Regions from separate parts of the Homo sapiens genome. Here regions 1, 2, 3, 4 and 6 are each linked to region 5. The links are chromatin loops, found by intact Hi-C in ENCODE. Cell type or tissue: heart left ventricle. All regions are shown on one strand.

Region 1 (5,000 bases), 100 kb before region 5:
AAAAAAAAGGAAATCCCTGCCTTGCGGGTTGTGGTTTTTGTTTTGTTTTTGTTTTTCTTTCTGTTTTTGTTTTTTAATTTTCAAAGCACCTTCCCAGTCCTTCTCCGCAGTTGGTTGTATTTCTAAGTATTGAGAAGCAGTGTGAGGTAGTAGCTCTGTGACAGGTGGCAGGGATAGTGTGGTGACCCAGCTGACAGGGCCTGCCCTCACTGTCCCCAGGAGAGAAGAAAGCCATCCTTTAATGACCTTGTTCCCCAAGGAAGAACAGTCTAAGGAAGGAAGACCCTGCCAGACAAGCCCTGCTAGAAGCTGGGGACTGATCGCCAGTGTCAGGGAAGGTCCCCGGCAATGACGGGAGCTGAAGCTTGTGGAACGGCCTCTGTGCCGGGCACAGTGCTCCATGTGTTCACACAGGTCATATGACATTAATGAGCCGAGGGTTTTATCTCCAGGCCACACCGAGAGCAAGCTGATGAGGGAGACAGCCCTGGGCTCTCTAACTCCCAGCATGACTACTCCCAGCTCCAGGACTGTGGGACAGCTTGGCCCTGGGGCGCAGCCCCCCATGTCCCTGCAGCATCCTCACCCGCCCCTGCCCTCTGCCCTGGAGACGAATTTGTTCCAGATGGGAAGGTGACTGTAAACAGTCCTGTTGGCCCTAGCCACTTTTCAAATGAGGACGCTGCAGGTCAGAGAGCTCAAGTGGCTTCTCAAAGACACAGAGCCATGGAAAAGGAGACTCGAGTTTTGGACCAGAGCTTCTGACCCTAAACCCAATGCTCACCCTACAGTAAGAAAAGCCATAGCTGAAGCAAGAGAAAGCAAATGGCGTGGCGTGTGAGGGGAAACAACTCCAGACACCAAGCCCCTGCTGGGAAATCCAGTCCTGAGTCTGGTGCCAAAGCTAGACAGCACAGCTTGGAATGCTCTGTTAGTTTACAGCCTGCATGTGACACATATTATTGTTTTACTTGCAAATAGAATAACGAGACAGGGAGAGAGGGAGGGGCAGAGAATGAAATAAAAACAGAGAGAGATTTGGAGCAAGGTTGGATTAGGAAGAGAATGTGCAAGAATGCAGAGGAGATGAAAACAAAACAAAACAAAACAAAAAACAGCAGCAACAACAAAAAACCCAGCTGAGCTATGACGGAGCTATGATGGAGGGCAGGTGCACGTGAAGGACAGGTGAAGCCAAGGCTCTCTGCAGGTTTTCAGGAATTGCCCCCAGATGGTGGTGTCAGCCTCAAGTAGCGTGGTTGCTGTCCAGATTGAGATAAGACAGGAGAAGCCTCCAGGGTTGAGGGGTCAAGAAAACAGTGTCTCTGCATACCCATGTCTGTTAACTCAAGAAGTTCCAAACCCTGGGTGAATAACCTCACTGACATCTCTTCCAGCCAGTCACGTTCTGTCAATGGTCAGGTGGAAATAAACAGGTGATTGTACATTAGCAACTGTCTCCATCTTTACTGAGATATCTGGAATCAACCATGGGGACAATAATTTTCATATAGATTCCCAATCTGTCCAAGAAAAACAAATAGAAGCTAGAAGTAACTGGGCCTTCCAGACCCCTTCACTGGGGATGAGAGTGTGAAGAATGCCTGGATTTAGAGAGGACTTAAAGCACAGAACCTTTCTCTGCAATTAATCTTTTTGTTCTTTTGGCTACACCGTAGGCATACCAGAGTATCCTTTTCACTGTAGCATGTATTCTAACTTCTAAATGGCCTCAGTTTCCTCATCCTGGAACAAGACTACCTTGTGAGCTGGTTTGGAGAGACAGTGTGAAGCCACCAGAGCCCTCTTCGCTTGTTCACTACTTGAAATCCCTTCAGCCCATCTCAGTTCCCAGGTAGCTTCTGGGTCCACTGTTTATTACAGTCCCCGAGGTGGGCTGGCCACCAAGGGGCCAAATGCTCCTGCTCTCTGGGACCTGGCACTTCCCCAGAAGAGGCCTGCTTCCCCAGAAGAGTCCCACTCCCTGACCAGGGCTGGCCCTACTGGCTGGTCTTTATGGGCCAGGAAGGTCCCCGCCCTCTGCCTCCTGGCAGATTCTTGCCCCTCCTCCAGGGCTCAACTCAGACAGACACTTCCTCCAGAGAGTCTATCCTAACTCCTTCCTCCTTTTAGTTTCCTGGACACCTCGGGATTACTTCTCATTAGGTTCTTATACCAGAATGTCTTTTGGTTCTGATATAACTCATACTTCCTATGACATAATAGGAAGAGCACAGGATTGGTACTGGGAAACTCTGAGTTTGAATCCAGCTCTGCAACTAACAGTGTGGCCTTTGGCAAGTCTCTTAGGATGACCCTGAGCCTCATTTCTCAGAGCTATCCTGTAGCAATGATGCCACCTGCCTTTCAGGGCTGCCATGCAGTCCCTGGCACCATGTCTGGCAAGCAGAAGATACTCTGGCAACAGTAACCATCATAGGATGTTTTGCCTATTGGTGTGCTTCTATGTGAACACATGAATACCATGTGAATTCAGTGTCTGACATAGTAGGAGCTCAGCAAAGATTTACGGAACTGACGTTGACCTCTGAAATGTCCCTTGAGCGAGCTAAGCTTATCTAGGAGACAGTTCCCACTCCCAGAATGGCTGACTGTGCTTCTTTCAGCGGGAGGTGCCCAGCTGCCACCTTCCAATGAATCCTCCCATCCAGCCCTGCTGGAGAAGGCTGGGCCTCAGCTGTCCTCCAGGGTTGGGCAGGGAGGCCACAGACAAGAGCCAGGGCATGAGGAGCTATGGAAGGGGCAGAGAAAGCCTGAGTCCAGATCCTGATGCCCACCCTGCATCTCTGTTACCTAAACTCTCCTTTAAATCGTGGTCTTTTGTATAAATGGTGGGGAACGAAAGGGGAGTTTAAGTAGACAACCTCTAGTATCTCTTTTAGTGAGGACATCCTATAGAGAGGTCATGTTCCTGGAAACCAAGTCACCATCTTCTGGCACCTGGGAAGGCCTGCACTGCTACCTGGGGGTGGAGATAAAATCTGCCACTGCACAGCGAGGGCCTCCTGAGTCCCACTCCCCGGCCAGGGCCTTTCTTTGATTGTCCTTCCATTAACGTGCCAAAGAACACCCAGAAGGCATCTTCCCAGGTATCCCTGGGGTCAGTCCTTATTATGCTCACCTGCTGCTTGCCTCCTGAGGGCTGAGGCACTTCCCATTGAACTTGCCAGCTCTGTGCTGCCACAGGGGCTGCCATCACAGCCAGCAGCCATGTCAGTGGTGATTGGGGTTGGGAGAGCATGGGACCCCACCTGGGCTTCCTGCTCTTCCGGTTCCAGATGCTGCTGAAGACAGGGCTGGGTGGCTGGCTGCCTGTGGGGATCTCACCAGTCCCAAGGCCTGCTTGCAGCGCACCACGGGCTCTGATCATGGCCAATGCTGCCACTGCCATGGGACACGCTCATGCCCAGCACAGGCCTGCTCTTGCAACCGTGAAGCTCCACACCACGCTGGGCTGGGCTTCCAAGGTGGCAGCTCACAGCCACCGAGGCCTGGGTCAACAGCACAGAGGGGAAACTGCAGAAAGGTAGGCGGGAGCCAGGTATGAAGGGCCTTGCTACTCCTCGAGGTGCTGGGCATCCTGAGGGCAGTCGGGGCAGGATGTTGGGCAGGGGTAACTCGGCCAGTCTGCATGTCGGAGGGTGGGTTAAATGGCAGGGAACAGGTCAGGAGTCAGAGTGGTGGTCCATGAGAGAGGTGATCAGAGCTGATGGGAAGCAGGAGCTATGTGAATGAAGACAATGGGGGAGGTGCCGGCATGCAGGGGAGATGGACAGGAGAGAGGAGGGCTCCAGCTCTGCCATCCTGGGCCAGCTAGCTGAGGTCTTCTGCTTCTTCATCTGCAAATTGGCATAGAGTAGCACTGGCTTAATGAGATAAGACAGAAAACATACTTACCACAGTGCCAGGCACCTGGTATTTTCAATAAGTCAGCAGTGATTCCACTGCTGCTGCCGGTGGCCCATATCTCCAATGCTAGATTTGCAGCTTTAGCCATGGGGTGAGCGGTGGAGCCCTAACCAGGATGGCTGGGTATCAAGAGATGCAGGGTGCTCTGATGCATTCAGTATTGGGTGTATACTTCCAGGAGTCATGAGGGAGCTGCAAGGGGGGAGCTCGTGGGTGGACATGGAGCTCAGGAGAGGGCTCCACGGGGGCTGTGGAGGTGGGGTCCTCGGGATACAGCTGAACAGTGGTTGAAAATAAGACATTCTCTGCAAGAGAACACATGCTCAGCAGCGAACCCCAGAGGGCTTGGGCAGAGCTGAGTTCAGGGGAGGGGGAGCAAAGGCAGCCAGCAGAGGGTGAGAGACAGACAGCAGGGAGCAGGCAGTGTAGACTCCAGGCTGCAGAGAGAAGGAACCAGAGGAGAATAGTGGCTTGGGAGGGGTCTGTGCAGGTTGAGAAACACTTGTCATTTTGGAGATAGAAGGAGAAGTTGAATGTGCAAAAAAGATGAGGGGTTACATGGTAAAGGAGAACCCCAAGGAAACTAGAAATGAATCCTGATGAGGTGGAAGAATGAGGAAGCAGGAACAAGACATTGTAAGAATGAAAGAGCAAAAGAACTAACACAACTAACTCCATTTTCAATTAAGGGAGCCCTTATCCATTCCTGCACGTAGGCTAGGATAATTTTAGGGCACTGAGATAAAATGCAAAAACAGCAATCATGTAGTTTTTGAAACTGACTCTGGGATTAAAGGAGAAGTATGTAAACAACTATGTTTCGTTGAAGGTTTATAGGAGCTTTGTGATCTGACCAAGGACAAAGGAGTTTCCAACTTCCTGGACCCTCGCTGGTGCCCAGATGTTAGCAGTTGTTGGTCATGTCTTTAACATAAAAAGAGCCTAGAATTTGTACTGACTTGAGATGGTCTCTGCAACACTAGTCTGCCATCTCCTCAGGCTGCCAGCTCTTGAATAAGCCTGCTTTTCCTTCCACTAAATCTTGTCTCTCAAGTTTGGCTTCCAAGCAG
Region 2 (5,000 bases), 62 kb after region 5:
TTTCTGCCCATTTATCCTGTGCTACCCTGCAATGTTAGTGGACCCTGGGGTCAGAGTGAAACACAAGTTATACTTCTTAAATTTAGCTGGCTTGGGTGATATGGGTGCTGGCGGGCCCTGCCCCTGCCCCTGCCTCAGGGCTCACAAATGGGTCTGCTTCTCAGGCACTCCACGGGGCTGTTTGAAAGTGGAAATGAAGTGCACCTACCCCAAGTGCAATAGCACCTGTTCAGCCCTCTCTCTAGCAGAATGCAGGGGCATAGGTCATGGGCCTTGGCTACACAGTCCTCCTACTTCCAGCATCGCTCGGCTCTTGCCGGAGTCTAGACACTTCTAGACCATGACTTGCAGAAATCTCAGAGTCCCCATCTCAAACCCCGGAACCACCTGAGATTTCTCTTCCTCAATCACCCTCCAGTCTTATCAGAGCATGACTCTAAACAGGACGTCTGCAGACCCCTCCCATGCCGCTTGTGGTCCTTGCTTTCTGTGCAAGGAACTAGGCTGGGGCAGAACCCAAACCTACCTGGCAAAGCTGTACAAAAGGAACACACGGGAAAAAGGTGTGCAAAGCAGTGGTGGGGGGTGGTATGAGGGGGACTCTGGGAGCTTTTAGACAACTCCTTGATTTCCATGGACCGCCCCCCATCCACGGAAAGACAATATGCGTGGTGTCAGAGCAGACCACTTGCTTGGCAACTCCAGCTCAGGACCCCTGCGACCCTGACGCTAAGGCTTCTGGAAGACAGGCAGTGATTAAGGAATTCCACATACGGCAGTCCCTGCTAATGCGTGAAAGTACAGTGATTAGCCAGCCAGGTGGGCCAAGGCGGGCACCTAACCCAGCCTGGGAGTGTCACAGAAGCTCCCCCGGAGAGATCATTATTTAAATTAAAAACAAAAGGACCAGTTGGAGCTAATAAAGTCTCGGTGAGGTGGCAGCAGGGACTGGAATGGAATGTGCCCAGACAGGGAATGTGACCAGGCAGAGGACAAGGTACAAGCAAAAGCCAGGCGATTCAAGGAGGTACAGAGGGCTTGAGGGCTAAAGAAGGAAGCTGAGCAGGGTCAGAGCAGCTGGGGATACTGGCATAAGATGTGGCCGGCACTGTGGACAGATAAGGTTTTCAGAAAAGCAGAGGGGAGAGTCCTGTGGCCACCCTGCTCCCAGAGGTGGGAGTGCTTGGCCACTCATATCTTGCCTGCTACAATGCCTCTGTGCCTTTTCTCCTCGCCGCACGCCACCCTGGGCAGGAACGAGAAGCAGGAGGCCACGGAGGGCCATGCAGAGGCCACCCCAGGCTGAGATGCACCAGGGAGCTTGCCTCTAGCTTCCAGAAATAGCATCATAATTAAGAGGGAAACAATAACAGCGGGTGACCAGGAGGTATCAAAACTGGTGCCCACTTTGTTTTTCTTGAGCACTCTTTGCTAATTAATTCTTAAAGATTCACACAGTGGGATTAAAACACTCAGCTCACAGAAGCCAAACTGATCAATACCTTTTCAGGCTAATGGAGGGGTGGAGGCGGAGAGCTGGCCTGGGCCTGAACCAGGGCTAGGAGCTCCTCCAAGGGGGCAGGGCCCCCCCCACCTGGTGTCCCAGGTCCATTCTGACCAGGAGTGGTGACACATGTGAGCACTGAGCCACACCTGGGAAGGGGCTGCTGAAGCCTTGAGGAAGACGGGGGTTCTGGAACAAGGAGGAGCCTGAGGCTGTCGTGGTTGGGTGGACAGTGGTATCCAGGGAGGGCCAGATCAGAGGCCCCACAGCCGGACACCCAGCCGACCCTACTCACTGGAGAAAGGACTTGCCCCACCTTTGAGCCTCTCTGTGGGGATCTGAAACCTCACCATGACTCCCATGGTGGGTGGGAGGGAAGGGTATTTGAAACCAAGAGATCTGAGTCCCCATTCTGCCACCCATTGTCAGCCTGTGGCCTTGGACCAGACACAACATGGCTCCCAGCTCAGTGGCCCCATTGCACACAGAGCATGGCTGGACAAGTCCCCGGAAGGAGTGTGTGCACAGAGTGAGGTGCAGGCAGCAGCTGCCCTTCCACAAGCAAACACGCCACCACCTGAGATGGGTGTCTGCCACTATCCTAGGGGCCATGAGTGAAATGGGGAGCCAAGCACACCGGGAGGCACTCTGGGAAGGTGCTCAGGTCAGAAAAGAGGTGGCGCTCCCCAGCAAGGGCACAAGCCTCTGCTGTTTCGAGAAATGGCCAAACCAAGGCCTCCCATAGCCTGTACAATCCCAGTGAAGAGGGGCCTGGCCACTTGATGTTGGTGCTTCAGACCAGGACAGGCCTGTTTGCAGGAGCAACTCTCAGGGCATGCCTTGCAGAGAGAGCAGGGGAGGCTGGAAGCCGTGCGGAATAACTAATTAATGATGGTAAAGTATTGTGGAAGAGGAAAGCGTTGCATAACCGCTAAGTGGTGGGGTTATTATTATTCATGCAATATTCATACTGTGCTCTTCAGCCTCTGGGAAGCATTGCTCTGGAGTCCTGAGGGACCTGACCGAGGGGAGTGCGCATCCAGGGAGCGGGGCTGTGGGATGACAGCTGTCCTGGACCATGGGAAAGGGGTCATGATGCTGCAGAGGAAACGGCAGCACACAGCCTGCACCGGAGCCCCTTACTAAACCCATCAGCCTCCACTTACCGGGACAGATCATTCGTAAACCCTGCGAGGCACCAGCATCCGTGCTAGGCATCTCCACTCTAGTTAGCTTTTTAAGACAATTCCTGACATTTGCAGAGCCTACAGCATGCCACATGTCTAAATATTTAAGTTATAGATCAAGCCCCACGCATGGTCCAGCCGAAGTCCCCCTGACCCCATGGCCCTGCAGTCCATTCTTCAGGGGCCCCTTCCAGAGGGGGAGGTGCAGCCCTGCTGCCTGCCGCCAGGGGAGGCAGGGTCAGATGGGTAGAGCAGAAGGAAGCCAGGCCTGGCCTGGGCCACCTTGAACCACAGACCCTCCAGGACCAAGGATGGCTCCTGAGCCATCAGACTCACCAGCGAGTTCCCTTACCCAAGCCCTGGCTTTTCTCCTAGAGTTCTGGGCAATGCTCAGTCCCCAGAGGAAACCACCAGGTGGAGGGATCAGGTGCAGTTATCTGGGAATCTGGTCTTTTGGAAATTGAAATAAAAGCATTTCCTCCCTCCCTCTCTAGTTCCCAGGGCAGCCACAGGCTGTGGTTTCCCTGATTCGGGTCCTCACTTTCAGCTGCACTAAGCCATTGCACACAAACCTCCCTCTCTGTTTGCCTGAGTGCTGACCCGGTTCCTGAACTCTCAAAACAAGATAAAAAAGAAAAAAATTCTTCGCATTTGCATTTGTGTGTGTACGTGGGGTCCTGGAGCCAGTGTCAGGACAAGGGCCTCTCTTGGGGACAGTGGCCTCTTTTCATGGGAAAGCCCCAGGAAGTGACGTGACCTCTTCAGGCTCCATGCCTGAGCCTGAGTCACTGGCTCCGAGGAAGAGTCTCACAGCAGCATGGAGGGTGAACAGTCATTACAAACTGACCAAAGTATCTTAATGTGTCACATGTGACTCAACAATCAGGGCTCATCTGCGGTTTGGGAGGGTCTCTTTTCTTTAGGACTCTAGGGTTAGCTCAGGGAGCTCTGGCTGGGTCTGCTCAGCCCTCCTTGCCACACAGCCCTGGCCTTGCCTGTCCAACACTGTCTGCCAGTGGGGCTAAGCATGGGCTGGCCAGGAGCTGGGATGGACACCAGTTTACTCAGCCACACACCTTGAGCTCAGGCCACACACTGCTTGCCTCAGGGAAGTAGCTGTGAGAGATGGGTGCCCTGGGGCCTCAGAAGCCAACATGACCCTGCTGGTGTGGCCTGGGACAAATCCAGCCAGCCTCCCCTCTCCTGGACTATCCATTTGCCTTCTCCTAGTAAGTCTCCCTGCCTCCAACCCATCTGGGGCACTGCAGCCAGGCACTCTTCCTGTAAGGCTGTTTAAAATCCTACAGAATAAGGCCCAATGTCCTCCCAGGGCTCATCAAGCCCTCCTCTTTTGCTGGCCCATGTCACCTCTCATTCTCCCCTCTTGCACAACCCCTGTAGTCCATGCTGCCCTTGCCCGGGGCCTCAGCAGAGGCTGTCCTCTCTTCTTAGGATGGCACGCCACCTGTCCCATTCTTGCAGACTGGCTCCAGAGGCTGATGTTCCACTTCGGGCAATAATTGACTCAAACAAGTGCTAATTACTGAGCAGGTTCTAGAGCAATGGCCCAGCAAGACCAGATCTCTCCCCTGACGGTGGTGACAGTACAGAGGGGAGTGGGAGTATCTCTATGACCCTGGAGGGGAACAGCATCATCCCATGCAAAACAGATGACATGTGAGGAGGCTGGACAGTAACCTGATGGATGTTCCCTGAGACCAGGGAGCAGGAACAACAGGGGATGGCTCGTGACAGGTCTAGGAGGCCAGTGACATAGTAAACACTTTAGTACTTGCTGGCAGCAATAGGAAGCTGCTGAAGGATTTCACCTAGGCAGAGATGTACGCAATTAGCATTCAATAAGACTCCTCCTCCAGGAAGCCTTCCTGGATACTCTAGTTTGGTTCAAGAGCTTCTCCTTTTTCTTCTGTGAGTCCTTCGTCTCAGTATTTAACACACTGCATTGCAACTGTCCCCTGTAGACTGTCAGCTCCTCAGGTTGGAGCCTGACTTACTTATTTTCATGTGCCAGTAGACCTTGGTGAAAATCAATATTTGCTTAATCAAAGAGAAAGCTCTGGGTGTCTGTGTGTCCCAGTCCTCCAAGACAGCCTGTGGGTCCAGCTCCAGGTCCTTCACCTCTTGCCCTGAATAGTGACTTCTCGATAACATGGCCAAAGAGTTTGCAAAGGTGTGAACAGGGCTTGGCTGCAGCTGGGGTCCAGGCAGGAGTTCCCCAACTGACCATCTGCTTCACTCAGACAAGCAGGGGAGAGTGAGCCCAGTCCATCTCACTAAGAACCATTATC
Region 3 (5,000 bases), 49 kb after region 5:
CATTAGCTTGCTCTTTTGGGTCTGACTTCCTCATGACTCAGCCTGACTCCATCTAGTGTTAGTTTTGGAAACTCGAATCCTGCTTCTCCTCTCTGAAAGTCCCTCTATTTGCAGAGGAGCTCTGTTACGATACCTGCCAAGAACAGCTCCCTGCACGTGGTGAGGGCGATGTATTAATTATCAGGGGTATAAACTCCCATCCAGCCATTGCCTCCCAGCCTCCCTCTCTCCTGGCCTTTATTTCTTGCCTCCCTCACCCACTTGCTTCCTCTAGCATCCCTTCATGTTTTCTCATGAACTTCGCTTTCAGAAAGTTCATTGTTGAATAACTATTGGAGCCATCTTTCCTGGATTATGGAAAATGCCTTCTATAGCCCTGATAGCTCAAAATAACCCAGAACTTCCAAAAAACACATATAACAGAGACGCTCCTCTTAGATGATCATGCATAAGAACATAAAAAGCACAGTGACTGCTCATTCAGCAGTGTTTTCAAATGGGTCTGTGTTGTATTGCTCACAGCAGCATCATCCCACACAGATGTATGTGTGTCAGAGTCCATCATGAATGGCCACATGCACATACACACACATATACACAGGCAATAAATGCACACACACATATAGACAGGCAATACATGCACACACACACATATGCGTGCGCACACACACAACAGGATTAAGGATCGAGCTTTGTGAAATTTCATTCTATGTGAAGTCCGTGGCTAAGATGTCCCTGAAGCATGGTCTGCTTCAAGGTCTGGCGATTTGCAAAGCAAAGTGCCTTAACTCAAAGTCCCCCTCAATGTGTGCCAGGAATTCAGATGGTCAAGGTAGCGTCCCTGTGCTGGGGGGAGCTCTAGTACTTTAGAGCCTTCCCCGTGGTGAGAAGGTCACTGTGCTAGAATCTCCACATGTTTCAATATTCCTGACCACAGGGGCTGAGCTGGCCACAGCAGTCTGTGTCCTCTGCCTGGGTACCTAAGCACCCAGCAGAGGGCCCCTGAGGCCACATGGTGCCAGGGTCTTCGCCATGGCCAACACAGCCCATCCATTCAAAACAGACTCCTCCTGCACTCCTCACCACAGATGCTACCGCTACCTGGACCCACAAAGGCAACAAAGGTTCTAGGAAGTCAATCCTTCTCACCCTTCCAGACTCCATCCATGGCCTCCTCATGTCCTCCAAGAGCCCTGTGTGAAAACCCTTATAATGGCCAGTCCACCCTGATTCCATGGTGGGAGATGCTGACTCAGCGCCCAACCCACAGCCATCTGAGTGCTGCCCTTGGGTCAGCGGGGACTGGGACACCCTCCTGGCCAGGTGCCGCAGCTGCACACTTAGGAGAACCTGTGATTGTGCCAACCCCCCTAGGGCTAGAAGAACACAGAGCTGCCCGGGGCAAAGGCCTCTTAGGGCGGGGGGAAGGGAGGGGTGTGAAGAGCTGGCCAGCATGGAACTCTACTCTCCCGCATCAGTGGATTTGGGGGCACTGGGAGCAGTTCGGCATGTTTCTTCTATAAAAAGGAATGTGACAACTTCAGCCAATGTGGGTCTGGGTGTGTGAATATGTGCATGTGTGTGTGTGTGTGTGAGAGAGAGAGAGAGAGAGAGAGATGGGACATATGGCATCTCTGGTCCCTCAACCTGAAATATCCCCAATTCGACCACACATTTCCAAAACCCCCTGAAGCTGGTTACATGCCCTAGATGCAGAGAACGTGACATGGCCAGCAAGAGGAGTGCTGTGTGGCCACCGGGGCCTGGACACTTCACAGGCCCACTCAATCTAAGTTGACCACACATCCCTATTTCCCTAGGACAGTCCAGGCTCACACCTATCATCCTGGTGCAACTTTTACAGAGCCTCTTCTCACTCTCACAAAGTGCTGTCTTGGATGATAAGTTATATATCCTGTCTTCTCCAGCCCAGGACCCAGTGGACTGACACAAACTTGGGGTGGGGGGATGACATGGGAGGGGACAGAGAGAAGGAGAGTGAGAGTCAGAAACAGAAGGAGAGATGGGGTGCTGGGAGACAGAGTTGATGAAATGTGCTTTAATGCTTCACAATCAGAAACCACTGCTGAAAACTAGAATATCTGTAGGAGGAGAAATCCTCAAAAAAAGTGAACTTCTCAAGAAAATCCATGTCCAGCTCATCCCAAGCGCATGACTCCATGAGGGCTGATGAGTCATGACCCGCAGCCACAATGCACCATGCGTTCATCCCTCATGCAGCCATTAATCCATCCGCTCCTTCAATAGACACTACTTGGAAGTTACCCAGTCCCTGGTCCCATGGAAGAACTGGAGGGTGAGACTGGGCTCTGGGTACTTTCTAAAAGCCACTAACCCTGTGTCAACCCAGACCTCTGTCCTAAATGCCAGCCACTTACTAGACATCTCCTCTACATGGAAGTGTCCAGAAACTTTCGGCTCACCATGTTCAAAAAAATATCATCTCACCCAGCTCACTGCCCAAAGCTGCTCCCCCACCAACTTCCCAAAGGGCACCTGCTCAGAGAAAACTCTGAGCTGTTCTAGATTCTTTTCTCTCCTCCAGTGGCTGTCTCAGTCCCTCATCCCAGGTCCCTGGGCCAGCTCCTCCTTAACTTTGTTCCCATCTTTCATTTTTTCCATTGCCTCCACCTGGACTTACTCCAGCAGGGCTTTGCACCAGGCCTGAGTCTCTGTCCGGGCTTCCAGCACATCTTCCTGGCTGCAGCTGGGCCCTCCTCCATGCCACCATATAACAAAAAATATTCTCTCTCTCCCCTGCTTAGAACCCATCTGTAGGTGACCAGAAGTTTCAGGACAGATTTCAGACTCCTTTGCTTAACACAAGCCCCTCTGACTGTACATGCATAGAAACTACCTATCTCTCCAGCGCTTCCTTCCATATCGTCACATGAAACACTTGCTTCTGCCACACTGCATGTTTGTCAGCGGCAGGTTTTACCCATGATGCCTACATATACTAGGGTTCCCTCTGCATTCATGAGCTTCTCTTAGTCCTTCCGCACGTAGCCTGAGGCTCCCCTGCACCTCCTAGTGGCTATGCAGCCCTCTGCACCCCCAAGACACAAGGCAACACATGCTTAGCCTGCCATAGACCTCCCGGGACCCCCACCCCCACTGTGCAGCCACCACCTGGGACCTGCCTGTCTCCCCTGTAGACTGGGGGAGATTGTCCTACTTCTCTCTCCTTGACCCCCAGCACCTAGCCCATGGCCTCATGTTCAGTTATTTATTCATTCATTCAACACATATGCAAGTATCCACTTTGTCCCTGGCACTGTGCTAAGTGCTGTGCTACAGAAGTGAAAAGGAAGACCCTACCCGCCCGGAGCTTACATTTTAGAAAAAAACCCATGCAAAATAGACAAATCAATATATCGTATAGCATCAACTAGTGCAAAGAATTATAAAGAAAACTAAAGCCAAGCAAAGAGAAGAGAATGGTGGCTGGAGTCGAGAGGGGATTGTACCTTAAATAGGCCCTCCATGATGCAGTGGTGACACTGAAGCAGGGATTTGAAGGAAAAGAGGGTCGAGGCTTGCAGCTTTCTGGCAAAGAGCATTCCAATTACAGAAAACAGCAAGTGCAAAGGTCCCAAGGCAGGACCGTCCCTGAGGACGTGGGCTCTGTGCAGAAGAGCAGGGTACCTTGATGCCAGCAGGGAAGCCCAGAAACCTGGGACAAACCACGTGTGACCTCCCAAGTGACAGGGGCTGGAGGCCTCATTCTGAAAGTCAGGGGTATGCACTGAAGGGGTCTGAGTGGGGGTGGAACAGGATCTAATCCAGGCTATGCAGAGGCGAGCCCTACTCCCTTTGACGGCTGTAGCCTGTGGCCCTCACTCTTGTGACACCTGCCCACTGGTCCAGAGGAGGAGAGAGTGTAAGGAGGGGACCACGAGGTGCATTCTAGTCACCTAGAAAGCATGCCAGAGTGCAGAGAAGGCTGGGGATGACAGGCAAGGGAGTGGCACGGTCAAGACAGGAGAGAACACGATACCTCTCCCTGACTGTGTGGGCAGTGACCTTACCTTGGGGCTCTCTTCTTTAGCGGGATGGTGTCTAAACAGAGAAAGCCGGGCATTAGGAAGGGGGTCGTGTGACAAGAGGTGCAGAGCATTCCCTAGAGCTTTCACCTCCCTCTCCTTGGTCCTCTCACTCACGGTTGCCCTCGAGAGACCCGGGGCCTGGCTGCTATGTGATGAAGAGGCTGTTTCCTCCCCTTATTTGTGGGGATACACAAGGATAAGCAAACTCAAGGATAAGCAAACTCCCATGGCCTATTAAGCCCCTCGGGCGATGCACACGCCAGCATCTCGGAAGCCTCCTCCTCTCCCGGCCCAGACCAGCCCCTTCTGCTTATCTTCACGGATCATAATCACGTCTTCCAGGAAGGCAGTGAGGCTCTATTCTCCCCAGAAGCACCCCATGGAAAACTGCACCGTCATTGCAGTGAGCCATCTAATACAACAGAGGATGAGTCTGGGGATGATACCCTGAGAGAAGGGATGCAAATCAATACTGCACTTTGGGTGCCAAGGAGGCAGAGGGCTGTGCCATGGTGCATGTCAGCCAGCTCAGTTTCTCTCTGAGGGCCTACTCAGTACTGCTTTGAGAAGGACTTTCCCAATTTATGAAAAAAAATTCATCTTGACCCACAAAGGCAGTGTCAACAGAACCTCCCACCATCCGCCCACACTTAGGACCAACCTCGCTGCCTACTGGGACTGGGTTTATTTGATCTCATCATTTGGATGAGAGAACAGAAATTTCTGTGTGAAGCCAATTTTAGTTCCTCTCCCACCTTTCTCCAGGAAATGTGATTCTCAGGACTGCCAAGAGCAACTGAAAGGAAAAGTACAGAGGGAAAGAGACACAGAAAGACAGAGACATGGAAAGGGAGACAGAAAAAGGAACACAAATAGAGAGACAGAGAGAGATAGAGACAGAAGAAAGAGAAACAGAGGCAAAGGGTTAGT
Region 4 (5,000 bases), 63 kb before region 5:
AAAATTACAGGCGCTTAGACTCTTTGACCTGGCAATTTCATTTCCAGGAATTCGTTCTATGGATATCCTTGCACATGTAGGAAATGTTGTGTGCATAAGATCAGTTATTACAGCACTGTTTATAATAGCTATGGATTAGAGACAGCTCATCTTCCATCAGCAGGGACTAGTTGAGTAGATTATGGTGAATCCGTGCATAGGGTCATCTGTATAAAGACGAAGAAGCTACGTGTGTCCTGATAAGGAAAGATGCATTGCTAAGTGGAAAAGCTAGGTGTTGGACAATGTATAAAATGTGCCACTTTTACATAAAAATAAGGGGAAATAAGAATATATATTAGCATTTGCTTACACATACATAAAGAAGCTCCAGAAATATTCACAAGAATTTAAAAATAGTGGTTCCCTAGAATGGGGGTGCTAAGGAACTAAACAGATGTGAGACAGGACAGGGAGAATCATTACTGGATATGTTTATAATTAAATGCAAATAAATATACACATGGGTAATAAGAGATAGGCTATTCTAATAATAGTCCTAGATATATAAAAATAAGTAAAAACTGAATCACACGTTGTGGGATAAATTCCAAGAATACAGTTCCCACTGAGATTCCCCAAAGATGCCTTATTTTTATTGGGAACGGAGATTCTAACTGGTCATAGCTTTAGAGTACAGGGTCAATTGTGTAAATTCACAAATAGCCAAAAAGAATGTGAATTTACAAAACTTTGACCAACAATAGCAAACAAGGGATCCTAAATTCTCAGAATTGTTTACATATACAACCACATGTTCAGCTTCATTCTGTAGTTTTATAAACTCTTGAAATGCCTATTTCTTATTTCCAATATAAAATAATGCATGCTCGTGTTTAAAAAGGGTAATTACAGGCATGGAAACCAAAGAAAATAACACTGTCATAACCAAAACACAATCTTCATAAATATTTTCACTCTTTTTCCTCTTCCTTGCTTTTGCTTTTAAACAGACTTTATTTTTTAGAGAAGTTTTACATTCACAGAAACATTGAGTGGAAGATAGATTTCCCTTATAGCCCCCACCTCCACACATGCACAGCCTCCCCCATGATCAACATCCTGCACTAGAGTAGGGCATTTGCTACAACTGAGGAACCGACATTAGACATCAGTATCCCTCAAAGTCCACAGGTCACCTTAGGGTTCACTCTTGATGTACAGTATATTCTATGGGTTTGGACAAATTTATACTGGCATGAACCCAGCATCATAGCATCATACAGAGTAGTTTCACTCCCAAGTATCCTCTGTGCTCTGCCTATTCATCCCTCCCTCTACCCTAACCCTTGGCAACCAGCGATCTTTTAACGTCTCCACAGTTTTGTCTTTTCCAGGATGTCACAGAGTTGGAATGATACAATATATAGCCTTTTCAGATTGGCCTCTTTCACTTAGCAATATGCAATTACCCTTCCTCCGTGACTTCTCATGGCTTGACAGCTCATTTCTTTTTTTTTTTTTTTTTTCTTTTTTGAGACAGTCTCTCTTTGTTGCCCAGGCTGGAGTGCAATGGCACGATGTCAGCTCACTGCAACCTCCGCCTCCCGGGTTCAAGCGATTCTCCTGCCTCAGCCTCCCGAGTACCGGGGATTACAGGTGCCTGCCACCATGCCCAGCTAATTTTTGTATTTTTAGTAGAGAGGGGGTTTCACCATGTTGGTCAGGCTAGTCTTGAACTCCTGACCTCAGGTGATCCACCCGCCTTGGCCTCCCAAAGTGCTGGGATTACAGGCATGAGCCACTGCTCCCAGCCTGATAGCTCATTTCTTTTGGGCACTGAGTAATATTCTGTCATCTGGATGTACCACAGTTTATGCATTCACCTGCTGAAAGGCATCTCAGCTGCTTCTAATTTTTAGCAATTATGAAAAAAGCTGCTATAAACATCCATGTGCAGTTTTTTTGTGTGTAGATACAAATTTTCAACCCTTCCTTGTTCATATATAGTGTTTTTTAAATCATATTATATTATAATTTTGTATTCTTAATTTACTTAATCTAAATTTTTCATATTTATATTCTCATACTATTCCAGTGAGGAAATAAGCCGATGTTTACTTAGCCATTTCCCTAACATCTAAAGATCTCATTTCTTTCTCAGTTTAATATAGAAATGACACTGCTAAAAATGTATTTGTGCATAATGGTTTTTTATTCTTAGACTTTCATTTTGGGGTTGAATTTCTAAAGCTGGAATTACCAGGTCATGGAAAAGGACCATTTTCAAGGCTATTTAATACTTACTGTCAAAATGATTTTTGACAAGTTAGTACTACACCACAGCTATGCCACTCAACAAATGAGAATACCTACGTCACCCTCCTTAACACCACTTGTCAATTTTTTTAAAATGACTCATTTAATGAAGAAAAAGCTGATTCCTTTTTGATTTGCATTTCTCTGATTTCTAGTGATAATGGACACTTCCCATGTTTGTCTAAGGAGTTTTCTCATTTATGATGGAAGGATAGCTCCTTCTCTTGATTTAGGATTTTTTTTTTTTTTGGATCTTGATTTAGGATTTTCTTGATTTCTGCTCTTGATTTAGGATCTTGAGCTTTTCTTACAGGTTTGCAAGCAACTTTTACACCATTTGGACATATTTATTGAAAAATATTTTTCCCAATTCCCTTTGAATTCTGGCTTTTTGTTCCATGCAGTTTTTTAATTTGTTTTTGCTAAAATCTTTTGACATTTTCCTTTCTTCTTTTGCCTCAAAACTTGGGTAGTCTCCCCAACTGCACCTTGCACGGTGTAGAATCAAATAATATTTCCACTTCCTATTCTCTTTTTGGATTTTTTTTAACTGTTTAATATAAAATGGAAGTTTCTGGAACATCATTTTTGTGCACTTATAACATTATGTTCAGGGATTTCCTTAAGGTGGAGAACACCTGCTTTGTCATCATAATTTTCCTTCAAAACAGTAAAACTGCACTAAATTTAATTTTAATTCATATTTCGACAATTTGATCTCATTTAGACAATGAATCACCACATTGACATAGGATAGACACTCTCTCAGAATCTTGTTTCTCCCCTTGAGCCAGCAGGACTGGTCGGAATATTTGGCAAGGAAAGTCCACCTTATGATTAACTTACAAGAAAAGTTATTCGACATCTCAGGTTGGAACAGGGCTATATTTTGTCTCTGACACAACAGAGCAAGCCTTGTTGGAGTGAGTCAAACCAAGAAAGACAGAAAACAGGCCCGCCCGGAAACTCCCTCTAAATTAGAGAGCTGTTTGATTAGAGAGAAGTGCTATTTGTGGGAGCTCATTGTGGAGCAAGGCTATTTTTCTGCCTCCAACAAGGGCAGGCAGGATGTCGCACGTGCAGAGGCCTTGCTGTAAGATGTACCAGGTTCCGGCCTGGCCACCTGCCAGAAGGAGCTTCTGTCCCACAAAGGCTTGGCAGTTTTGCTCCATGACACACAGCGGCTGGATTGAGTGAACAGGTGCTGAACAGGGGTCAAAAGGCCACTAAAGCTGATTCTACTTTGACCAGAGAGGTGACCCTGGGCAAGTCACTTACTTCCCCGGGCTTCCACCCACCAATCTGTAAAAGGGGAGGTGTATGTTGGCTATCTCTCTTGCAAAGTTATGAGGGTCAGATGAGAGAGCATAGCCTAAATTAGATGGGGTGTGAAACAGCTAAATAGCAACTGACCCTAGTCTCCAGGGTACAGGTGCAGTGTAGACGTTTCATGGTACTACCCAGGGAGGATGATGTTGCCACTTGGGTATTTCATGGTGCCCTTGTTTCAGCCCAGTGAGTAGGGCTGCAAGTTTCAACTTAGACATTGATCAGAAAGTCTTCCTGCCCAGGATATTACAGCATGACATCCCCTTGACAGCTGCCCTCCCACTAATAGAGCAGTGCTGGAAAGCACCGCTGCAGGACAGACCAGGCAGGTCATGAGAGAGGCTGCATTCCTGAGCGATGGGCAGCCACTCCAGAACACCAGGCAAAGCAGCCAACCTAGATTTTGCAAGGTATTGAACAAATTCTGAGCAACCATATTTTTCAGAAACTAAAGTTAACAACAGTAACAGCTATGTTTGTGTCCATCCTATGCAAGGCACTGTGGAAAGAGCTTGGTATCCGTGACCTCTGGCCCTCCTTGTTGCAAAAATGGGGCCTCAGAGAGATCAGGTCCTTCTCAAAAGTCACCAGCTGAGAAGGGGACATGGGACTTGATCCATGTTGGCCTGCTTCCTCTGGCCCTGAAGCAAGGACCCAGGACCCAGCCCAGATAACAGATAACAAGAACACTGGAACAGGAACAAGGTCAATAGAGCCAGAGCCACAGTGGCTACTCCCAGTTTAAACCATCTCCCTGAAGAGAAGTACCAGAAGGAGACATTAACATTCTACTGCATTTCAAGTCTGATTTAGATTCAGCGTGGGGAACCCACAGCACTGTTGCAGCTGCTCAAACTCCTGCCCCAAAGGGAGGAGGAGAGGCCAACCCAGGTAGTGGGGTCTTGGGGACTGAGGGTGTGGCTGGTGCCTAAGACCCAGGGCCATCCTGAGAAGGAAGCGCAGAGGAGGAAGGGGGCATGTGCCTGGAAATCGTCTGGAACAAGTGATGTCAGCTGCCAAAATGAAGGTGGGCATGGTGGGCTAGCCAGCTGGGAATTTTGTGCCTCTAGCACTAAGAGTATTTGGGAGCAGAAGGCGGGGAGCAGTTTATGCAGGAGGAACAGCATAAACTGAGCTGATTCCACCAAAAAACATAATTATAACTAAGAAGCATGCACCCAGCCACACTCTGCTTTCAAAACTAAATGTGAGGTCAAAGCAACTTGTGCTGAACCACAGTGCATGTGGCATCAGGAGTCCTCACCCCTGCCTTTAATGTCCCTGGGCCATCAAATGGTCCTTCTAATATAGTCTCTCTCTGGGATGTGCAGGAGGTGCAGCGAACTGTGTGAGCCAAGGGACTTTCACAAATC
Region 5 (5,000 bases):
AGGTGGGAGCAATAGAAAGTGACATGCACACTGTCCTGTGAGTACAGTGGGCTTCGTGGGCCCACGACCTGCAGGCACACAGGACCCCATGGTTGGAAGTCCTCACACCCCAACATGGTTTAATCTCTGCTGTTGCTATCTTGAAATTTTAATACATTTTAACAAGGAGGCCCACATTTTCATTTGACACTGGATCCCACAAGCGATGTAGCTGGTTATGTTTGTAGACGAATCTCAAATTCCTGTGGATAAAAGTTAAGGTGTCTAACCCCCTTGCTTATATTTGAATAATGTCATGAAAAGGACTAACACCACTCTGAAAACAGCCTAGGACACCGTTGTAGCTGAATAGAACAACCTACTCATTGTGAAGTGGGAGATGGCCACTTCCAGGTGAGGGAGTAAGGACAACTAACAGAACAAGGCAGCAGCCTCATCTGGGATGCAGAGGTGGGCACAGTCCCTCGGTTCTGAGCAGGCCAGGGATGTGCTCGTAGCTGTGTGCCTCCCACTTCCTCTCTGCCTGAAGAAACTGCACCTGCTCACTTCAGGGAGACCAGAGCCTCTAAGTTTATAAGGAATGCAAACTGTCAGTACTGATCAGCAGCAGTGAGCTTTCTTATTAAAAGAATAGTCTGAATTCATACAGCTAAATCTCTGAAAGAAATAGTTATATTACTTAACAGTCTTTGGCACCAGGAGCCAGTATTTACTGAGCACTAAGCAGAGGTGATGCCAGACCTAGCCCATGGACTGATTCACTCACATTAGCCTATCACCTGAAAATAGCTCCATCCAGGATAAAAATATCACCTTGCCCAATGATAGAGGCTAATACCTGCCGGGTACAAACTCTATGCCCTTTAGATGTATTTTCTCAATTTATCCTGATACTCTGTTTATTCCCATTTTATAGACAAGAGGACTGAGGTACAGAGAGGCTAAGCCCTTGTTCAAGCTCACATAGTAAGTGGCAGAGCTGGAATTCGAACCTAGGCCATCTTGCTTCAAAGACAGCTCAGCCACCTCTCAAGCCTACAGATTTGCTATCGTAAATATATTGTCTGTCAGTTTTCTTTCCTGTAAAATGAGACATGGGACCAGGTGACCACTAGGGTCCTGGTCAGTCCCAAAATGGAGAGGCAGAAAAGTACAGCAGTTAAGAAGCTGTACTTATGTATAAAATGGGTCTGCCAGCCCCTCCCAGCAGGATCGTGGTGAGGAGTCATGAATGAGGCACTTAGAAAAGTGGGTGGCACACAGTGAGTGTCCCACAAGCAGGAGCTCTTATCATCCTCCAGGGCTGACCATGGGCACAGCCAGGGCAGACTCTAAAGGCTCCTGAATTCCAGCTCTCAAGGCTCCCGAGGGCTCTGGAAATGTGAGAATGCCCTTGATCCCCAGCAAAAGACAATCTCTGGGACACCCACTCTGACAGCTCCTGCAATTAGAAGGTGGTCATGGAGCCTGGGAGAGGAAGGACCACTGGCTGCTGGCTACTCCACAGAGACCACGAGAACTGGCCCTGCCCACCAGTCCAAGGCAAACTTCTCATCATTTTTCCAGCCGAGACAGTGACAACTGGGAAAAGGTACATTTCCCGCAGCAAGGATTTCAGGTTCACTGGGAACCTGGCTGCACTCATAGCTGGGGGACAGTAGATGGATTTCTTCCCACTGTTATCCAAGTGCCTCCTCCTCAGACTGGGATCTATGGATTAATGCTGGCTCAAATGCCAGCTCTACACTTGGTAGCCAGATCACTCTTGGAAAATGACTTCTGAGCATCAGTTTCCTAATTTTCAAAACAATGGCAACACAGTTTAGTGGTTATTGACAGAGCCCAGAGCCAGGCTAACTGGGTTCAAATCCCAGCTCCACCACTTACAAGCCTACTGAATTAAGGCAAGTCCGTTCATGGGCCTGAGCCTCAGTTTCCTCATCTATAAAATAGGGATAATAATAGCACCTCCTTCAGAGGTTATTGGTGAGATTAACCAAGTTCATGTTTTTTTTTTTTAATACTTGGATATATAAACGTGTTGTAGTCATTATTACTTGGAAGTGTTGTAATTAAATGAGATAGGCCCAGATAGGCACCCAGGGAAAGTGACCATCGATACCTGTATTATTACTATTATTCCAGCCAGTACGGCCCCTGCTGCCCTGAGGCAGCCAGACAGAGTTCTGGGGAATAAAGAGGGAAAATTCTTAAGACACTTACAAGTGGGAGCAGTAAAACCCGAATGAAAGCCATTAGTGTGGACCAAGAAGTTGTCCTCAAAGCAGGGTGCTGGTGGAGAGGCGTCGCTGCATCCAGCCGTGGATGCCCCTCTCACCAGGCCTGGTCACCTCAAAAGGCCCACGATCAAGTCCCCGTTCCCCACCTCCTGGCCAAGGCAGATCCAGCCGCTCCTGACTTGTCTTCGGAGTAACTCTCCGAAGAGAGTGAAAGGGAAGTTGCTGCTCCGAGGAATCTGCCAAGAGCTGTGTGTCCTGACTGCCGTGGAAAAAAGGAAAGCGAACCACCAACTTGGGCTGCGCTCCTGCTGCATCTCCCCTCGGGGCCTGCCGCTGGGAAGATCTCGGCTGCTGCGAGAGTACCCAGCCCCAGGCGAGGTCGGGACGGGGACCGCGCTCACGGGAGGCGTCCTCTGAACCTTGGGGAGGCGCCGCTGCGCCCGCCAGACCCTCGGCGAGCCCACCGGAGCGCGCTGGCGACAGTGACAGCGCCGCCCCCCGCCCGCGCCCGGAGGTGGCAGGGCCTCCCCACCAGGCCCGGAGCCCCGGCCTCCCCGGCGCGGCCGCCCGGCCCCCACCCTTCCCGCTCCCGCCTGGCCCCGCCGCGCTTACCCGGAGCCGGAGCCCGCGCCAGCAGCGCGGCCGCCGCCAGTGCCAGCAGCCGCATCTCCCCGCCGCCGCCCGGCGCTGTGACGCGGGAGAGCGCCGCCGCCTGGCCCGGCCGCCGCCAGCCCGCCCCGGGCCCGCGCTCGCGCCCGCCCCCGGCCCGCCCCTTGGGCCGCCTGCCACGCGGGGCCGGGGCTGCTGGGTCCCGAGGCCCGCACCGGGCGCGGGAGCCGCCGCGCGATCGGTTCGCTCCAGGATCTGTGGCGTCTCCTTTCAACAGCCCCATTTCCCAGATGAGAAAACTGAGTTTCTGCAAGGTGATCGCTGGTGACTCACAGAACACACAGCTGCAGTGCGACCGGCGGTCCTCTGCCCACAGATGCACTTATTCCTAAGGGAAGGCGGGATCTGGGAGCCAGGGGGTGGGGGCGCGTCCAGGGAACCTCTGGCCTGAGACTCACCTGCTGGTCGTGGGCCTCCTGCGCTCACTCCACAGGACCCTCGGGAGCCAACAAGCAGCTGAGGGGGGAGAAGCCCCTTCTGCTGCCCTGAAATGGAGGGCGGGGTCCGAGGTGCTAACCCTTGGAAAACTGAGAGGGTCCACACAGACCAGCCCAGAATATGTGGAAACTATTAACAAAAGTGCCCATTTACAGTGCCTCAGCCAGGCCTGGGCTAAAGTGATTTTCCAGATGCTACTGAACCCCGCCGCGGTCAGGCCTGGGACAGTTCTGTAATCTCCATGTGCCTCAGTTTCCTGCACCTGTAAAATGGGGAAATGGGCCCACCCCTTCTGGGGTGTTTAGGAAGACCAAGTTACACCATTCCCATTAACGCATTGCCCCAGCACCCGATTCACGGGTGTCAGTGAACACTACTATTATTACTATACATAAGGAAGCAGAAGCAGCCACATGAAAGAGACCCATGTCACACAACCACAGAGCCCTGTCACTCTGAGCCAATGCCTGGTCTCTTTGCCACTGTTCTAAACTTAGGGTCTGAGCCTAACCCATCTCCAAGCAAGAAAAGCACATGTTAGGTCTATTCTGTGTGTGTCTATCAGGAGAGGTCTTTGTGGAGTTCCAGTGAGGGGTAGCAGCAGCTAGCAGGTGGGCCCTGGTTGGGAGTGGGTCCCTGTAGGAGGAGGAGGAGACAGGGCCCTCATCTCCTTCCCTCTAAGGGAGTGAGGAGGTGTGGGTGGCATGGAAAGAGGGTGCAGCCCACTAGTGTGAGCCCCAGGGCATTCCCCAGAGGGACCATCCTCTTCAGGCACCCCAGGCCAGTGGGTGCAAAGGCTCTGTGACATCTCTGAACCCCAGGCACTTCCAGAGGTCTCTGGACCCCATGGGATCCTCCAGCTAGGAGACTCATCTGTGGACCAGGGCCCTGCAGGGACTGGACTGACCATCAAGGCAGCCAGGCTGGAGAAAGCAGCCCCATCTATAATTTGGGTTGGTGGAAGGGCCTGAGGACCCGATAGTGAGTTGGCAACAAAGGTACTTGGCTATGATGCCAAGGACAAGAAGTGAGGACTAGAACTGGGGTCAGATGGACTCCTGCAGCCCAGGAATGCAAACTAGAACCAAGTGAGGCTTCCAGACCAGAGTTTGGAAACCAATTTTATACATGAGCAAACGAGCCTCACGTCCCATCCACATAATGTCCTAGGCCTCATTTTACAAATTAGTAAATTCAGGCTCAAAGAAGACCAGGGACCCGTACAAGGTTCTGTGGGGCACCAAATGTCTGAACTGGGAACTTGGACTCTGACTGCAGACTGTTGACTCAGCCCTGGAGCCTGGGGCAGTGTTTGGCAGACTGAGGGAGGATGTCTGAAGAGGAGCACTGGTTCTGAAAGTGGATCTGTGACCCGCTCTGGCTGGGCAACAACCTTGGGTCCTGGAGCAGCACAACCTCTCTGAATTTCATTTGTCAAGTGAAGGTGACACATGTAAAATGGCGTCTTGACATGGCTGTACTAAGAGCAGCTAGAGATGTGGCAGGGCCATTTGGTATCCTTGGTAACCTCCCACCTCAACCTGCTGGTCTCAATTTACTCTCCCAGTTGGTGAAAAGCAGAAGGGACCCCTTAGATGTGTCAGCCACCCTTGGAGGAGGCAACTCCTGCTTTGGTCGTTGTATATTGCTAAA
Region 6 (5,000 bases), 130 kb before region 5:
ACCTCCCCTCTCTCCACCTCAGCCCAAGGGCTGCAGCTCCTCCCAGGTCTGCCCAGCCTAGGGAGGCCTAGGAAGGCACAGAGAGGTTCAGTGACTTGCCCAAAGTCACCCAGCAAGCAGACTATCCTCACACCTGCTGCCATCACAGCCACAACGGCCTCAGAATAACCTAACCATAGACACTGGCATGTAACCACCATCACCAACCCCTCCATAATGAACACAGGTACAAACCTCCCCATCAAAGCTGTTACCGCATCACATCCATCACAGCTGTCCAGTCCCCGCCCCCATCATTACCTCCTCCAGCTCAGTCTTCAGAAAAGATTCTGGCCGAGAACTGGGACATCTTTACTGGGACCCACAATCAAACATGTTTTCATGAAGTTAGAATTCTATCATCCTGAGTGCTTCCATTAGCTCCCTGTTTGCTCTGCATCCCAGAACCTGTGATCATCCATAGGAGAGAATTTCCCAGATTTCTGAGGGCTGCCTTCTGAAAAGAGTAGACATTTGCAATTAGTTCATTTCTAAAACACAGTCCACACCTCTTTGATTCATTTAGTCACCCATTTGTGGATTCTTCTTCAGGCAAGTACACACAGGCATTTGCTCAGCCTCTACTGTGTCCTAGGCTCTATATTAGTGGTCCCTTCCTTCAAGATAACACCTGGGGACCCTTGTAAACAATCTGGGCTGAGCCAAGGCAATAACATCACAAAGATCAATAATATCACAAAGATGCAGATCAAGAACTCCGTCAGTTCACAGGTTCTGTTTCTCTAGGGTACTTGGAGACCACCACAAGGAGTCAGCCTATCTCAGTGTGAAAGGACAGAAGTGTGTGCATTCTAAGGAACCCAGCACATCTTTGGAAAGCAGAGGCCAAACTCCCTCCCATATCTGCTTCCACTTGGAAAGGCTCTTATTCCCCAGCCTGCTTACAAAGCAGTTTTCTGCTATACCTGCATGAGACTGCACACCATTTTAGTTTTGGGCTCAAATGCCCACTTTTGAAGCTATTGGGGCCCAGTAAGCTAACGGCATTAGCTAAGCCTACGGTTGATGAATGGATGTCTGAGAAAGAATGCTGGATGGATGGGTAAATGGATGGATGGATGGAAGGATGGATGGATGGATGGATGGATGGATGGATGGATGGATGGATGGATGGATGGACGGGTGGATGGATGGATGGATGGGTGGATGGATGGATGAATGGATGAATGAAAGTCACCTCAGAGCCATTCAGTTGATTCTGGCAGTGCCATTGGATTTGCAGGTTCCTATTCAGCATCAATGGTTGTGGTGAGGTTGCACTCACTGGTCATGGGGTCTAGTGAATGAGAAGCAGAGTAAAAAGCAGGAAACAAGGTTCTAGACCCAACTCTGTCACAGCAGCTTCTCTGGTCTTCTGTCAAATGGGGACACTTCCTGTGCATCCTAACTAGTAGAGTACTGATGACAGAATAATAGTAGCCACAGACAAGAATCTACCCCAAATGCAGGTCATTATTGTCATTTTTGCAGGCTTTGAGAGATTTTTCTCTCTGGACACAGCAGCTGATGGCATTAGGAAACTTACTTAAGGGGGTCTTAGACTGACAGGGAGCCCCAGATCCACAACCTTCCTCTCTGTCTGCCCTGACCCTAAGTCTCTGCCACCCCATTGGACTGACTGCCAAGATTGTGATTACAGTTCAAGGGAAGATTAACATGAAATGACAGGATGACATGGACATATTCAAATAATCACACTGGCCTGCAGTTTAGAGTTAACAAATCTAAAATATGTGCAGATTTACAAGCCTAAACTGCTGGAGGTCTCTAATAAAAAGGCATGTTGTTCTTACATTGCTCAAAACTGCTTTGTTGGAAAGGGACCTGTATTGGGCATGGCACGTGGATATTTGCATGTGTGTCCTCTTGGCGTGTATATTACTATACCCCTCAAATGTCTTAAGGGGCAAGAAAGGAGATCTTTGAAGATATTAAGCATACTGCATTTGTGGGCAGATGTAATCCAATTTCTGCTTGGAATTCATTTATTTGCCATTTGCAGCAAGGCCCAACCCAGCTGAGTACAATTTATTTCAGGAATCGCCTCAAAGATTTGGACTCAATCTGGTACATAAAAAGTGCTTGGGAGAAGCTTGTTGTTTAGACTTGTACACAATGTACAAATGCCTGGTGTGCTTTGAGGTGGTTTCTCCCACCTGGACCCCTCATGCATTTCCTGGCACATGGCCTGTCTGCACACATGGGTGGTCACCTCAGGACAGCAGGGGCTGTATCATCTCTCCTGCCCTGAGTCCAAGGAAGTGGCCTCGCAGGGACGTACCCAGCTGGCGTCTCTCCATCTCACCCTTCACATTGAAGGAATTACTGTCTGTCCCCAAATGCAGTCATTAAAATGAGTGAAGTAACAATCATTGAGTTATATTTTTTGAAAAAAACATTCTCAGCATTTAATTACTGGTTGTGGCGTGAGAGGATTAAGATAAGTTGATAATGCCGACTTTATGTAATTTATTTTTACTAGGCAATTACTGGCTGCATTACACCCTGGCAGCAAGGTATTGTGGGGCATCTTATTAAGCATAAAGCCAGTAAACACTGATGAACAATTTTGCTGAACTAGGCATGCAATTTAGAAAGCAATAATACACAAATCCAATTTGGTACACAATGGATACCGAGGCACGTCAGCACATGTAACTATCACCGCCTGCAAATTAAATTGGGACGGCCCTTTTTGCAACAGCACAGGCCAAGATTAAATATATTTCCCCCTCAATTTAACAAGTTGCTGACCACAAATATAAATATGTGCGTATGTGTTTGCGGCCCCGTGTGCAGATGCACACTGTATGTGCGAAGCCGATCTGGCGTTCTAACTCTTCTCTCACATGCTCCACACAGGCCACAAGTGGGAGAAGAACCTGGCCTTGAGTCGAGAGCTGGACGTTAGCATTGCTTTGACAGGGAAGCCCAGCAAAACCAGCCCCGCAGTGACTGCTCTGGCCGTGTCCAGGTAAGCGCGGCCTTGTTTCTCTGGGTCTCCAGCAGAGGGCACTGCAGCCACCTTTAGGAAAGCCCCAGTGGCTCTGAGTCCAGGCCACCTGGCCGAGGAGGCCACTTCACTCCAGGACATGGCCCCACCAAGCACAGGAAGCAGCCCGTGTGGCCATATAGAGCCCCAGGAAACGTTTTTCAGGGTTTTGTTGTTGTTTGTTTTGCTTTTAACTCACACATGCCCTTGCTCTCTTGCTCTTGAATATCCAAACATTCATTAAGAAATCCAAGAGGTATAAGTATATTGTTTTGTAATTTTATCCTAAAGAGAGCCTTTTCCCCTGAGTTCCACTGCAGACTGTAACATTTGGTGTGATGATTATCCTTCATTAACAGAAAGTGCCTTCTGAGGGCTCTTAGCTGCTGTAGCATAGCCAAGCATCAGTCCCGACACTTCATACCCGTTATTTGACTCGCAGTAACCCATGGAGGTGGTTACTGTCATTAACATCCTTGTACACACTGCGAGGTGCAGCCTTAGGGGCCGCTGACCTTGCAGAGCCGGACTTCCTTCCTCCCTCACTGGCGTGGCGTGGGCTGTTCCGGGGTCCTTGGTGGAGGCACTACACAGTGTTTTAGATGCTGGGTGGGGCGGAGTGGAGTGGGGTGGGCATGATGGTAGGGCCAGAGCCGCACTTTTTGCAGAGAACTTGCCATTTGTTCTGCCCTGGTCCTGGCTATTTCTCTGGTGGGACAGGAGACTCACCTGGAGGCACTGGAGAGAGGCACGGCCTCGTCCTGTTCCCTGGGGCCTGAGCTTCCCCACAGTGCTGTGGGAGCCACCACCCTCACAGCTCAATGCTTTCCCCTCCCCCAGGTGGAAACCTTCTCCATTCCTCCCACTGCCTCCCCTGCCTCAAGGGAGACAAGACCAGGGGCAAGCTCCGCTGGGCCCCAGATAGAGCCCCAGAGTTGCAATATCCCATGTGCTGGCGGGGACAAGTGGTACTGTCCCTCTAACGTTCTTGTCTTTTCTTTCTCTTCCCAAGAAACCACACCAAACTCCTGGTTGGTGATGAGAGGGGGAGAATATTCTGCTGGTCTGCAGATGGGTAGGAAGAGAGAGGCAGCAGAGGCTCTGGCACAACAGTGCCAGGCTGAGGGTGGCAGAGGTGACTGGGGCCTGAGCTCTGCCTACAGAAGAAACCCCCAGGGCCTCCTTCCCCACAGTTCTCAAGGAAGGGCCTCTGGCAATCACAGCTCTGCAGCCCAACCCTCTCCATGGCCGATGGGACTTCTATGAAAAGGATGAGCACACACACTCGGAGGGCTGAGCAGCACGCTGGAAACTGTGACTTGGTGATGCCCAGCTGCACACGAAATTACACATGACTCACCTTATTAAGGGCTATTGCACTGAAAAAAAAAAAGATGGGTCGCTTACTGGAAATTATTGTATTGTCTTTATTTTATTAAAGCAACTATGTTTTAAATGCAGAAGGGCTCTTCAGTTTTAAACTGCCACTCTATTCCACTTACCATGCTGCCTTTCTAAGTATTTGTGTTTCTGTCCTGAGAAAGGCAGGAAGGCTTCAGGGAAGCACATCCACCTGCACAGCCTCACCCAGCCCCTCCCCATCTTCCACCTTGGACACTGGCTCTTCCCCGTCTTGCCCATAGTGTAGGGGCCTGAGGAGTGAGGGGCTACTGTGAAGAAGGCCCAGCCTCTGTGGCTGAGCCGCAGGACATGGCGGTGGGTGCTGCCCATGGCAGACTCAGGGAGTTTGGCCTGGGGTGATACACCCGCCTTGGTGATACTCCCACCCCCATCTCCACAACCTGCAACAGACAAGGATTCCAGACAACTCCTGGCTCAGCAGTCTCTTCCCAGGGCCCCGGTCCACACTTGGCTTCCGAGCTGCAGTTCTTCCTGGAGAAATCTGCACTGCTGTGTGACTTTTGTTTTCCACCTGAAAATGTATGGC

What was found. Hi-C counts contacts between places; a loop is a spot of excess contacts. Peaks named below come from ENCODE experiments on the same cell type or tissue, not always from the same donor. Only the 100,000 strongest peaks of a DNase experiment are listed, where the experiment ranks them.
Region 1: it touches region 5 in a loop (2.7-fold over the local background); 18 of 110 quality-filtered maps call a loop at or near these places.
Region 2: it touches region 5 in a loop (2.1-fold over the local background); 8 of 110 quality-filtered maps call a loop at or near these places.
Region 3: a loop joins it to region 5, with 2.1 times the contacts of the local background. A loop is called at or near these places in 7 of 110 quality-filtered maps.
Region 4: it touches region 5 in a loop (3-fold over the local background); 13 of 110 quality-filtered maps call a loop at or near these places.
Region 6: it touches region 5 in a loop (2.9-fold over the local background); 20 of 110 quality-filtered maps call a loop at or near these places.

The regions. Positions count from the first base shown.
Region 1 is chr10:49,008,514-49,013,513 of GRCh38, forward strand. No RefSeq gene overlaps it. Among named protein-coding and RNA genes, the nearest start is that of MIR4294, 25 kb to the left of the region's middle. RefSeq lists a silencer at 3,407-3,662. In heart left ventricle, no CTCF peak of the experiment used is centred here; a DNase peak (open chromatin) is centred at 1,961; H3K27ac peaks cover 2,036 bases.
Region 2 is chr10:49,174,129-49,179,128 of GRCh38, forward strand. All of the region lies in intron 1 of TMEM273 (transmembrane protein 273), which reads right to left. Among named protein-coding and RNA genes, the nearest start is that of TMEM273, 12 kb to the right of the region's middle. RefSeq lists enhancers at 748-1,249, 1,250-1,749, 3,235-3,574. In heart left ventricle, no CTCF peak of the experiment used is centred here; DNase peaks (open chromatin) are centred at 2,563 and 3,453; H3K27ac peaks cover 2,077 bases.
Region 3 is chr10:49,161,714-49,166,713 of GRCh38, forward strand. TMEM273 (transmembrane protein 273) reads right to left here. Exons shown (of 7, transcript NM_001288740.3): 4 at 4,053-4,083; 5 at 3,492-3,570. Among named protein-coding and RNA genes, the nearest start is that of TMEM273, 24 kb to the right of the region's middle. In heart left ventricle, CTCF peaks have their summits at 62 and 3,056 (motif pointing left); a DNase peak (open chromatin) is centred at 3,051.
Region 4 is chr10:49,049,901-49,054,900 of GRCh38, forward strand. The region is part of intron 5 of VSTM4 (V-set and transmembrane domain containing 4); the gene reads right to left. Among named protein-coding and RNA genes, the nearest start is that of VSTM4, 63 kb to the right of the region's middle. RefSeq lists enhancers at 3,518-3,617, 3,628-3,737. In heart left ventricle, no CTCF peak of the experiment used is centred here; no DNase peak of the experiment used is centred here; H3K27ac peaks cover 2,048 bases.
Region 5 is chr10:49,112,579-49,117,578 of GRCh38, forward strand. VSTM4 (V-set and transmembrane domain containing 4) reads right to left here and starts at 2,944. Exons shown (of 8, transcript NM_001031746.5): 1 at 2,853-2,944. The coding sequence starts at 2,907. In heart left ventricle, a CTCF peak has its summit at 2,606; DNase peaks (open chromatin) are centred at 2,683, 2,773 and 3,213; H3K4me3 peaks cover 3,052 bases; H3K27ac peaks cover 2,591 bases.
Region 6 is chr10:48,978,445-48,983,444 of GRCh38, forward strand. WDFY4 (WDFY family member 4) reads left to right here. Exons shown (of 62, transcript NM_001394531.1): 61 at 2,923-3,034; 62 at 4,065-4,512. The coding sequence ends at 4,131. LOC105378298 (a long non-coding RNA gene) reads right to left here. Exons shown (of 4, transcript XR_007062370.1): 1 at 4,855-5,000; 2 at 1,238-1,336; 3 at 301-496. Among named protein-coding and RNA genes, the nearest start is that of MIR4294, 4.6 kb to the right of the region's middle. In heart left ventricle, CTCF peaks have their summits at 3,064 (motif pointing right) and 3,275; a DNase peak (open chromatin) is centred at 3,065.